Regions from separate parts of the Homo sapiens genome. Here region 1 is linked to region 2. A link is an interaction called in ENCODE POLR2A ChIA-PET data of the cell type or tissue named here. Cell type or tissue: OCI-LY7. All regions are shown on one strand. Each heading gives the region's core, and the rest is flanking DNA. Links, peaks and the distances in the headings are about the cores only. Region 1 has its middle 73 kb from the start of LINC01170. Region 2 overlaps ZNF608 (zinc finger protein 608).

Region 1 (5,381 bases), core at 118-5,117, 220 kb before region 2:
TGTGCCAGAATTAGTGAGGTGGAGTATTGCAGGGGTTTAGGGCAGGGGTCTCCAACCCCTAGGCTGTGGACCGGTACTACTTTTTGGCCTGTTAAGAACTGGGCCACACAGCAGGAGGCGAGCATCTAGTAAGCAAGCATTACCACCTGAGCTCTGCCTCCTGTCAGGTCAGTGAGAGCATTAAATTCTTACAGGGGCACAAACACCACTGTGAACTGCACATATGAGGGATTTAGGTTGCGTGCTCCTTGTGAGAATCTAATGCTTGATGATCTGAGGTGGAACAGTTTCATCCCAAAACCATACCCCCACCATCTGTGGGAAAATTGTCTTCCACAAACCAGTTCCTGGTGCCAAAAAGGTTGGGGACCACTGTTTTCAGAATGTATGGTAATACTGCATAGTAGTTATCTACTTAATACCACGCTTGCTAGCTGTATGATCTTGGGTAAGTTACATAATCTCTATTCCTGAATTTTTTGATGCATATACTCACAATAGTATTATGTACTTGATAGATTGTTATGAGGATTAAGTGAATAAATGCATGTAACATACTTATCTTAGTGCCTGGCACATAGATACACAATAAATACTGGTTATTATCATCATTGTCATCAATCATCTCTCCAACTAGATTCTAAATTTATTAAGGACAGAGGTTGTGTTTTATACCTCACTGCATCCTCAGAACTTGCCATCTAACCTCACTTTATAGTAATGATAGAGTTTGAAAGGGTTGTTGTTAATTTTGCTGAGCAGTTTTAGTACTTCTCTTAAACTAGACAATATATTTCTATGAGTCATTCAATAGGAAATTTTCTATTTATGACACCACTCATTTCACCCATTTAAGGAAATGTGAAATGTTGCTGAGTATATATTATTATATATAAAATATAAATGATTAATTTCTTTATATTACCCAGAAAATCCATTTATAGCACAAATTCACCTTTGTTAACTATATACAATAATGGGTGGCAATTAAACAGATTAAGGATAAATTGAAGTCAGAGATTGCACTCAGGGGAGAATTATTTGTAATGTTAAGAAATAAATAACTATGGAGACCAGGTGCTCAGAGTACAAAGAAGACAGGTGGGGAGAGCCCAGAGCAAGAGTAAGGGCCCTCACCCTGGATAGAGGGCCCAAAAGAAACAGTCCAGTCTTCAGGTCACCATTTCATTCTTCACAGCCACAACCAAGTGAGGAGACTAAGACAACACCAAGTCACCCCTCCTTTATGGATCACTTCAGCTCCCATGGACCCATCCACCTGTTTGCTTATAAGCCCTGTTTCAGTTCTCTATTGCTACACAACAAACCACCCCAATACTCAGTGGCTTTAAATGACAATTTATTATTATCTTATGTAGTTCTTGACTTGGCCAGGCTCAGCTGGGCACTTTTCTCGCATTGTTTTCTCAAGCAGTTACAATCAGATGGCAGATGGGGCTGGGGTCACCTGAATTCTTGACTTGGGCTGGCCAACTAAGATGGCTTCATCTCTCACATGTCTGATGACTCAGATGGTTGGCATAGCTGGGCAATGCTCAGACACCTCTGTCTCCATGCAGTCTCTCCACATGGCTAGCTTAGACATCCTCAGGATGTATAGTCTCAGGGAAATCTGACTTTTTTTTTTTTTTTTTTTTTTTTTTTGAGACAGAGTCTGGCTCTGGCACCCATGCTAGACTGCAGCAGCGTGATCTTGGCTCACTGCAGCCTCTGCCTCCTGGGTGCTAGCAATTCTCCCGCTTCAGCCTCCCGAGTAGCTAGGACCACAGGCATGCGCCACCACACCTGGCTAGCAGGCTGACTTCTTACGTGGTGGCTGGCTCCCCCAAAAGAAAGCATCCCAAGAAACCCAGGCAATATCTACAAGGCTTCAAAATGCACTTTAAGAGTCTGGCAGCAGCACTTCTGTCTCATTTTATTAGCCAACCCGGGTTCAATGGGCAGAGACCACACAAGGGCTCAATTTCCAGTTATGTTTCATTAGGGAGGGAGCTATCTTTGGAGAGTAACTACCATAGCTTCAAAGCTTCTCAGGCAAGTCCTGGCTCATGTGTATGGGGAAGCCGGGGAAAGACATCTCATCTTTTGCCAACAGTTTCCTGCCAATTTCAGGTGGGAAAGGGGGCAAACAAAAAATACTTTTTGTAAAGCTTCTGTCTTTGTTAAATCCTCAAAATCTTTGGATAAAATTTCCTATCAAGGAAGGAATTTAAGAAATTTCTATTAAGATTTGGAAATTCACAATCAAAACAAGCCATTTGAAGGGCAGAGAAGTTATTAAGCAAAAATGACAAGTAAGAATTAAAAAAAAAAGGCAACACTTCATCTGCTTCCCCTGGTCTGAGATGGAGTTTGGACGCCAGAATGTTCATTTCTGTCTAAATGTTTTCCCTAAAAGAAATGTTTAGGTAGCAAATATTGTGTAGAAATATATTATCTGTTTCTCGAATAATGAAGTAAAATCAGAAATAAGCCCAATGCCTCCTGATTTCGTCCTGCCGAAAGCTTTATTAAGCTTTTTTGTCAAATAAGTCTCAAGAAAAAGGAAAAAAGGGACCCTTCCTCTCTTTTAGTTCTAGACTCCTCTTCATTTCTCATAGGAATAAACCAGGAGCCATGGATTTTCATGAACATGCTCAAGGGTCCACAAACCAGTGCCTGAACGAGATGTGGGCTCTAAGTCATGTTGCCAAGCCAGATGTTTTCTTTTTCAGAAATGATTTTGCATCTCTTATCTTTCCCTCCCATTCATAAGTGGGATAATTAAAATGGATTGAGCATCCACTGGACATAAGGTAATATATTCAGTGCTCTTTCCAAAAATCTCTTATCTTCATTTTCCCATAAAGCAGAGACTAGATATACAAGGTTGCTTTCACTGGTATTTATCTTCAAACAACAGGCAGGTGTTAAAAAGTAGTTAGGAAGGTCACAAATGTGTGTAGTAAAGACTGCTCACAGGTTTCTTCAGTGTCATATACACATGGCTCTCGTGTGTCATTTCTGCACACAGTGACAGAATATTTCTGAGAACCATTTAGAACATATAACGTGTGCATGTATTACTTCATATTACCTCATTCTGCCCAGTCCTATTTATCCTTGGAGAAAGTTCCACTTTTGGATTTAGTGGAAATATCTCCAATTCATCCAACTCAGGGATAAGCATATGACCCAGGAAAATCATTTGAACCTTTGGATCTAAGGCTTCTGTGCCACTAGACTTTTCAGTTATGTGAGTCAATAAGATCCTCTCCCCTCTCCTTCATAGGCTATTTGGGGTTGGGTTTCTGCAGTTGTAGCTATAAAGTTCTAACTAATACACAATTGCTTTAGGTCAAACCAAACAAAAGCATTCCAGCTACATGGTAGCACAGTCACTGAACAACTAGGAAGATGCATCATTTTGGCAGCTACAAGGCTGAGCTTGCCAAAGCCTTACAGTCAACAGAGCTATTAGAGTATTTCAGCCCCCATGTGAATTAACTGGTTTGAGCATTTTGGGGTCTCTTTCTCCTGCCTACATACCCAGTGTATCAGTCAGGGTCCCAACAAGTATATTTAATCAAGTGCTAACTTACAGAGAGGTGAGCAGGATTCACAACGGATGGGTACCCAGAGACAAGCAACAATGAGAAGGCTTTACCAACCTGTGTTACAATCCTCAGAAAAAGCAGGAACCCTGGTGGGGCCCCTCAGCAGAAGCTGCCATCATGGAGGAATGCATGCCAGAGATATAGCACCAAGGCAGGGAAGCAGCAAGGAAGACATGACCCAACCCCTCTCTCCTTCTGTCTTCTGATCTGCCTGTGTGTGCCGTTGGCCAAACCCAGTGGAAGCCAGCTGGCAGGGAGTCCGGTGATGCAGACCTCAAACAGTCAGTTCCCTTGAACAGACAGCAGTGCAGAAAAAGAATCAGCAAATGAAACCAAGAATGAATGGGACACCTACCCACCCCCTGTTTTGGTAAAAATTATATAACACCATTAAAGAATCATTGGGATAAAACGTGGGGGGAGCACATTGTTTTTGACTCCGCATGCTTGGTGCAAGAATTTTCACTGTCCAGAATTTCCTTCCTGTCTTTGCGCATATGAATCTGCACCATCTCTTCAGAGATGATTTTAAAACTTAAAGTATATCATTTTCGGTTTTAACATTATCACGTAAACCTTTTCACTCAGCATTTTCTCACTTGTTCCCTAGATAGCCTTATATATTGAGGATATAGAAGAAAATAGAAAAGGAGCATGGAAGCTCTAAAGCCAGGCTCAGGGATGACAAAGAACCCTAAGTGTTTGATGTTCCTCACATTCTCTGAAGAACAAATGCACCCAAGTGTATGGTCTTTAACAAGATGAATGCACACACTAGGATGTTTTGCTTTGTTTTCGTGCTTTCTCAGCATCATTTTCAGGCAGACATTTCTCCTTAATACATACAGTATACACGAAATTGTCTTTGGCTATAAAAATGCATTAACGGCTCCAAAGGAGCAATTACACCATACACTGTAAATGCACATTAAGACTAATACAGCATACTTATCTAAACCTCAATGAATTCAGAGCTATGGTATCACAAGTCCAAAGGTGACTCAGATTAGTTCAAGATATAAGACCCCAGGGGGAGAGGGCTTTCCTCTGCTGTGTCAATTACAATGATACAGGTATAAAGTAAGGACCTGATCTCATTTTGTTGCTTTTTAAAGAAGCTTCAGCACCTAGGATGAGGTTGTATGCACAAAAGAGTGTTTATGCCAGTACATTCCCATGGTGAACTTCTGCAAGCCCTCTGACTCAGGTTAGCCCTTCACATTTGGAAATCACTGTGTCTCATGCAGACGGCGAGTCAATTACTGAGGCTATATGCCTGGTTTTAGAGTAGACTTTATTTATTATCCTTGTTATGGCTGGGATATGGAGGACCCTAACCATAATGTGTGAAATCAGATTCTTCTGCTGTTGCATTACAAATCTCACTGGATGCAGTGAATTTGCTTTATTCAGGTCTATTCTGGATTAACAGGAAGGAAAATATGGATTTTTTTAATCCATATAAAAAATGAAGACTTGTTAGAGACTTGTTTCTGATGTTTATGGATTTCTCTTTAGTGCATACAGCCTATGGAAAATTGTTTTTAAGCAATAAACAATAATTGTATTTGGGGACACAGAGGTACTGCTGCCGTATTGCATTCAGCTTGTGGATAAATTTCTCTGGCCTATTTTTTTTCTTATACAGACATAAAAATACAAAGACAAACAATAAATTTTCCTCCCTCTACTGCAGCCTTTTCCTCTTCCACTTTATTTTCCACTACATTTCTCATTTGATATTACCTTTTTAAATTGCTAAAT
Region 2 (5,381 bases), core at 297-5,296:
TCAGCACTTACTCTCCATTCTTTATGCTACATGTGAGCACATATTAAACTTACTGAAATAAATTTGTATTTCGGGGGGTTGTTTTTTAAATCCTCAGAAGCATTCATAGAGTGGAGGCACTGACAATTTGGTAAAAAGCTTTCTTTCCAGGAAGGATTAAAACTGTAGAGCAATTTCAAGATTGCAAAGCTTCTAGGCTGTCACAAATATTAAGAGAAGCCATGTTTATCTTTGCACTTTTGTTTTGGTTTGCTAAGTAAACCTAGACTGAGCATTCAGTCAACCAAAGAAATCACATGTAGGTGAGCATCTGCAGGTTTTCCTACTGGTAAGACATGATTTTTTTTTATAACTTTAAAAAGATGTGTTTACACAAATTTAGTCTACTTAGTGACTATGGCAGTGTTATTGTTTTTTGGGTTTTTTTGAGACGGAGTCTCGCTCTGTGGCCCAGGCTGGTGTGCAGTGGCACGATGTCAGCTCACTGCAACCTCTGCCTCCCGGGTTCAAGCGATTCTCCTGTTGCAGCTTCCTGAGTAGCTGGGGTTATAGGTGCGAACCACCACACCTGGCTAATTTTTGTATTCTTTTAGTACAGACGGGGTTTCACCATGTTGGTCAGGCTGGTCTCGAACTCCTGACCTCGTGATCCGCCCACCTCAGCCTTCCAAAGTGCTGGGATTACAGGCGTGAGCCACCGCGCCCAGCCAACTGACACAAGATTTAAAAGTTTGGAGTTTTAGGCCAGGAGTGGTGGCTCATGCCTATAATCTCAGCATTTTGGGAGGCTGAGGCGGGCAGATTACCTGAGGCCAGGAGTTCGAGACTAGCCTGGCCAACATGGTGAAACCCCATCTCAACTAAAAATACAAAAATTAGCCAGGCGTGCTGGTGGGTGTCTGTAATCCCAGATACTCGGGAGGCTGAGGCAAGAGAATCGCTTGGACCCGGGAGGCGGAGGTTGCAGCGAGCCGAGATCGTGCCACTGCACTCCAGCCTGGGCGACAAAGCAAGACTCCATCTCAAAAAACAAAAAAAAAGTTTGGAGTTTTAGACATTAACAGAAGTAAAATCCAGTCTCTTTCCTCACTAATACGGAAAATATTAACAGGAAAGAATCAGGAATGAGCAATGGCACATTAAAAAGTAAGTAGCAGTTTGACAAAACTGAAACTACTTAGACCTAATTTTTTACACTCTCTTTGCTCCCCAATTCCTACAATCCTCTTGTTCACCGCCCCTCAGAAGAAATAGATCTATAAAATGAAGCTATCAGCCATTATTTGGATTCAAAAATCATGCCATTTCAAAAGGATCATGATACCAAAATAATAAATAATACCAGAACTTAAAGCTAGGAGAAAAACAAAACAAGATCACCTAAAGCCAATTCAGATATTTAAAAGTTCAATGTATCAAATATGCATCAATAAACAAATGATTTTAATGTTACAGAAGAAATGGGCTTTTTCATGGCATGCATCCTGAGTTATCAAAAAGAGAGACAGTTTATACACAAAAGAGCAGATTAAGATAAAGGGTTTCACTCCCAAGATTAAAGTAAAAATAAAAACAGTGAGTTGAGGAGTGTTTAGAATGATACTTCTAGAAAATAATGCTAGGTCTTTCCAGAAACCTATTTATTCACAATAAGATTAGAAGGACAAACTGCAACTACAACATGGACAAATGCCATGATTTCTGGTCTTCTAGTCCTTAGGAAAGGGGTTTTTTTGTTTGTTCAAAAAAAAAAAAAAAAGACATACTGACATTCAGGCTGCCAGGCAACTGCTTTTCCCCCTCCAAAACTGCTGTACCACTTCACTGCTGTTGCTGGAGAGTCCCTTTCTATTCAGAAACAGGGCTACTAACTAATGAAATCATGGGGAATTTCTATAAATGGTCCCAATTATTCAAGAGAATGCATTGTCTAGGGCCCTTGCAACAAAAGCTCTACCCCAACCACCCTCTTTCCCACACACCTTTCTTCTACTTTTTACTCCCTAGCTCCACCACCACCATTCCTCCTTAAGTGAGCAAACAGGAAGATTCAGCAAGTCTTCTAGCCCCTCTCTCAGCTAAAAGAACCTTGAGAGTTTTGCTTCCTGACCAGGGAGCACAGAAATAATCTGCCTCCCCACCTTCTTCCCTCCCTCTATACAGCTTAAAAGATGCACTTGGCTAGGCAGTTCTCTCCATTAAACAATTCATTCTTCTTTTGCCTTCTTTGTGAAAAAAAAAAAGGGTAAAAACAGCTGAGCATGATCACAAAACATAACACTGGGCATTCAATTTCTGTACCTTACGGCCTCATTCTTTCACCTCATCCATAGGATTTGGCGACCAAGTAAATCTTAATCTGCAAACAAATGGTTTGCTCTCCAATTAAACCATTCATTCTCTCTATCTCTCTCTCTTTTTTTTTTTTTTTTTTTTTTTCTGTTTGGCGGCTACCCAACCCAAAGACTTCTAGGTTCTTCCATTATTTAGCTCTCCCAATGGTTAAAAAGCAATAAGCTCATTTGGAGTTTATAAAACTATGCACCATCAACAAAAGCATGTAATGCTTCCAAGATGCACAGTGGCTTCTACAAGCACAATGAGGAGCTGTGTGTAGTCTCTCCCCAAACAAAAATGCCCAGGCCCCAATTAAGCACCCTGGGGGCTTTCAAAGCAGTTATGCTAAGTTGCAAATACAGCAAGATCCACTTGAACTCCAACTGTCTTGTGTGCTTTTCCTCCCAAGGTAGGGAAAAAGCCGGGGCAGACTGACCTCATTAAAGGGTAATTAGTGAACCCCAGGACTTGAGGGGCTACCACAATCATTGCTATTGTGAGCATTTCACTACAGGGCCACTAATTTTTTCATTTTTTTAACCCAGGAGGTCTCTGCAATCTGAAGGCCCAACATTTTAAATTTTTAAGGATTTCAATCTGGCTGTTTTTTTCTACTACTAGTCATTGAGTAAGAAGAAAGGAAGCAATACAAAGAGCACTCCGACTTCTTTTGTGGAATTCTGGCATATCTAAAAATAAGTTTTTAGAAAACCATTTAAATAACATATACCCTATATATCTAAGAAATAATTTTGAATAGGTTTTGTTGAAACAAAATGAAATAAATTCTCCACCTCCTGATTAGAGATTCAAAGTGGCACATAAAAGAGCATTAGAAATCAATCAATATAGGGTTTTATGATTATATATGATAAAGATGTTTAAAAAAAACTCATGCATCCATTTACATGTGCAGTTCTTACTCAGAAACTAATACACAGTGATGCGATCAACATAACCACTTTACCATCAATAAAATCCTTCACACCTCTTTAAAGCCCATTATTACTGTTGATATCAATCTGCCAAGATGCTTGAGGACTAAATTCTACTATAAAAGGCACCAGTAAATTTCGCCGTTTACATTAAGAGTAGCACCTTTTCACAAATACTAATCCACTGCCTTGGTACTAAAATTCTCCAGTACTTGAGAAAGCAGTCTTTAAGGCAAGTAATAAAATGGTTGTCTTAACTTGACATTCTCAGCAACCAAGATTTAAACAACTCTAATATTTACATATAATCAGGGGGATCAACATCTTTGTTAAAAAAAATCACTGAAAGAGAGGAAATGGAGTTGGGGTGATAAGTGATGATCACCCTCTATACAGAACCACCCCGAAGCCCAGAACTAGGTCCATTCTCCTAACACTGGCGTACGGAGGGACTGGGAAGACCAAAGTCACAGGAACCCACCTACTATACTGATCTCAGTACAACCACCCCAGCCGCTCGCTGAGGGAGGGTGTGCTCCAGAGACCTACACAAAAACTTGGGTACACATTAATGCCCACAGTAACTTATTTAATGCTACCCTTAGATTTGTGCCAAGCCAATTAATCACTCAATTCGTTTATTTGGGTTTACAGCTTTTGAATATTGAATGAAAGAATTTAAACGTGTGGAACAAAAGTCTTTGTGTTTTGGCCAAAGTATACTTAAACTATATTTAGAAGGAAATGTGTCTGTATATTTCTCTTTTATTAAAACACTGCATAGGGACCGTTCCTTAGCCAAACATCCTTGTTTTATTTTAGAAATACTACAAAATTTATTTGCATTACTTAAACATATGCAATACATTTTGGGAAATCTTGAAAAGATGGAAAAGTCTTATTAAGTGATGGGGGGCAACCATAGTTGCTTTGTTTTGTTTTAATGTACCCAGTATATTCGGCTTTCGGGAAAAAATGCAAATCCTGGAAGTCATTCCAAACAGTTGGAAACTCTTCCTCTTAAAGTAAATCCAAGGGCTCAAAAAATAAATATTCAAGAGCATTAATTTGTTTCTAGATGTGTGCGTGCAAGTAAAACAGCAGTCATAATGTGGAAATTTCAGTCACATTTTGCAACTAATTGGAAGCAGATTAGAATTCTGCCTCAGGGGAACGTTGTCAAACTAGAAGCTGGAGCAAATGAAGAAAGAGGTGAAGGCGTCGTGAAGAGCTGACAGATTTACAGCGCTCAGGGCCATAAACGGGTCCCTGGCGGGAAGAAGGGCGCGTTCCCGGCTGCACGCCCCCGCCGCCCCGTCGGGAACGCGCAGCCCCGGGCCCGAGGTGCCAGCGGCCACGCCCCCAGGAGCCCAGGGCCCTCCATCTGCTCCCATAGCGAAAACAATAAAGGGACCTGCTGAAGAAACCAGTGCGACTGATAAGATAGAAAACCTGCACACTGATAAACTGGAGGATGCAAAAGTCAAAGGGAGAGAAGGCTTCTTTATTTTAAGAATGGGGGAAGGGGAGAGCAAAAGAAAGCAGATTGTGGAGGATAATACAGCAATGGAGTAATGTTTGGAAACAGCTGCTCCCTTTCTACTTCAGTGTCTGGCATCTGCTGCGGCATCATGGGAAAGGCTGGTGAAAGATTTGGGCAGGGAATGTAAATGGAGACAATTGACCAAATGGAGTTGGATGCGGAGAGGCTCAACTGCTCTGTTTTAACATCATGTTGCTCCCTTTTGGGGGCAGAAACAAACAATATTACTTAACTCAAATTACACCTTTAGAGAAGTTTAAAAATTTGGGAATACGAATCGCTTTTCAATTACTGAAGATGTCAAACGATACAAGGGGATAAAATCTAGCTGCAGCCTCCACTTCTCAAAATGTTGAGCTCATCTTCCACACAACTTCACAGAAAAGCTAAAAGGAAGTAGTTTCCTCTGTGTTTCACTTATTTTGAAAAAAAAAAAACATGTTTAATCACCACTGCTTACTTCTTAACTGGCTCAAGGGATAGTTTCTATTTGTTGTGCCTATTTTCCCCTTCGTTGCAAAGATTCAGCTCTAATTTCATTTCCATCACAAAAGAATTGGCAAATA

Evidence for each region. ChIA-PET counts read pairs that join two places held together with the same protein. Peaks named below come from ENCODE experiments on the same cell type or tissue, not always from the same donor. Only the 100,000 strongest peaks of a DNase experiment are listed, where the experiment ranks them.
Region 1: POLR2A ChIA-PET joins it to region 2 with 17 read pairs; 3 of 35 experiments call an interaction of 5 or more read pairs at or near these places.

The regions. Positions count from the first base shown.
Region 1 is chr5:124,508,586-124,513,966 of GRCh38, forward strand. No RefSeq gene overlaps it. Among named protein-coding and RNA genes, the nearest start is that of LINC01170, 73 kb to the left of the region's middle. In OCI-LY7, for the core only: no CTCF peak of the experiment used is centred there; no DNase peak of the experiment used is centred there.
Region 2 is chr5:124,730,802-124,736,182 of GRCh38, forward strand. All of the region lies in intron 2 of ZNF608 (zinc finger protein 608), which reads right to left. Among named protein-coding and RNA genes, the nearest start is that of ZNF608, 13 kb to the right of the region's middle. RefSeq lists an enhancer at 2,424-2,996. In OCI-LY7, for the core only: no CTCF peak of the experiment used is centred there; a DNase peak (open chromatin) is centred at 4,590; H3K4me3 peaks cover 1,423 bases; H3K27ac peaks cover 1,954 bases.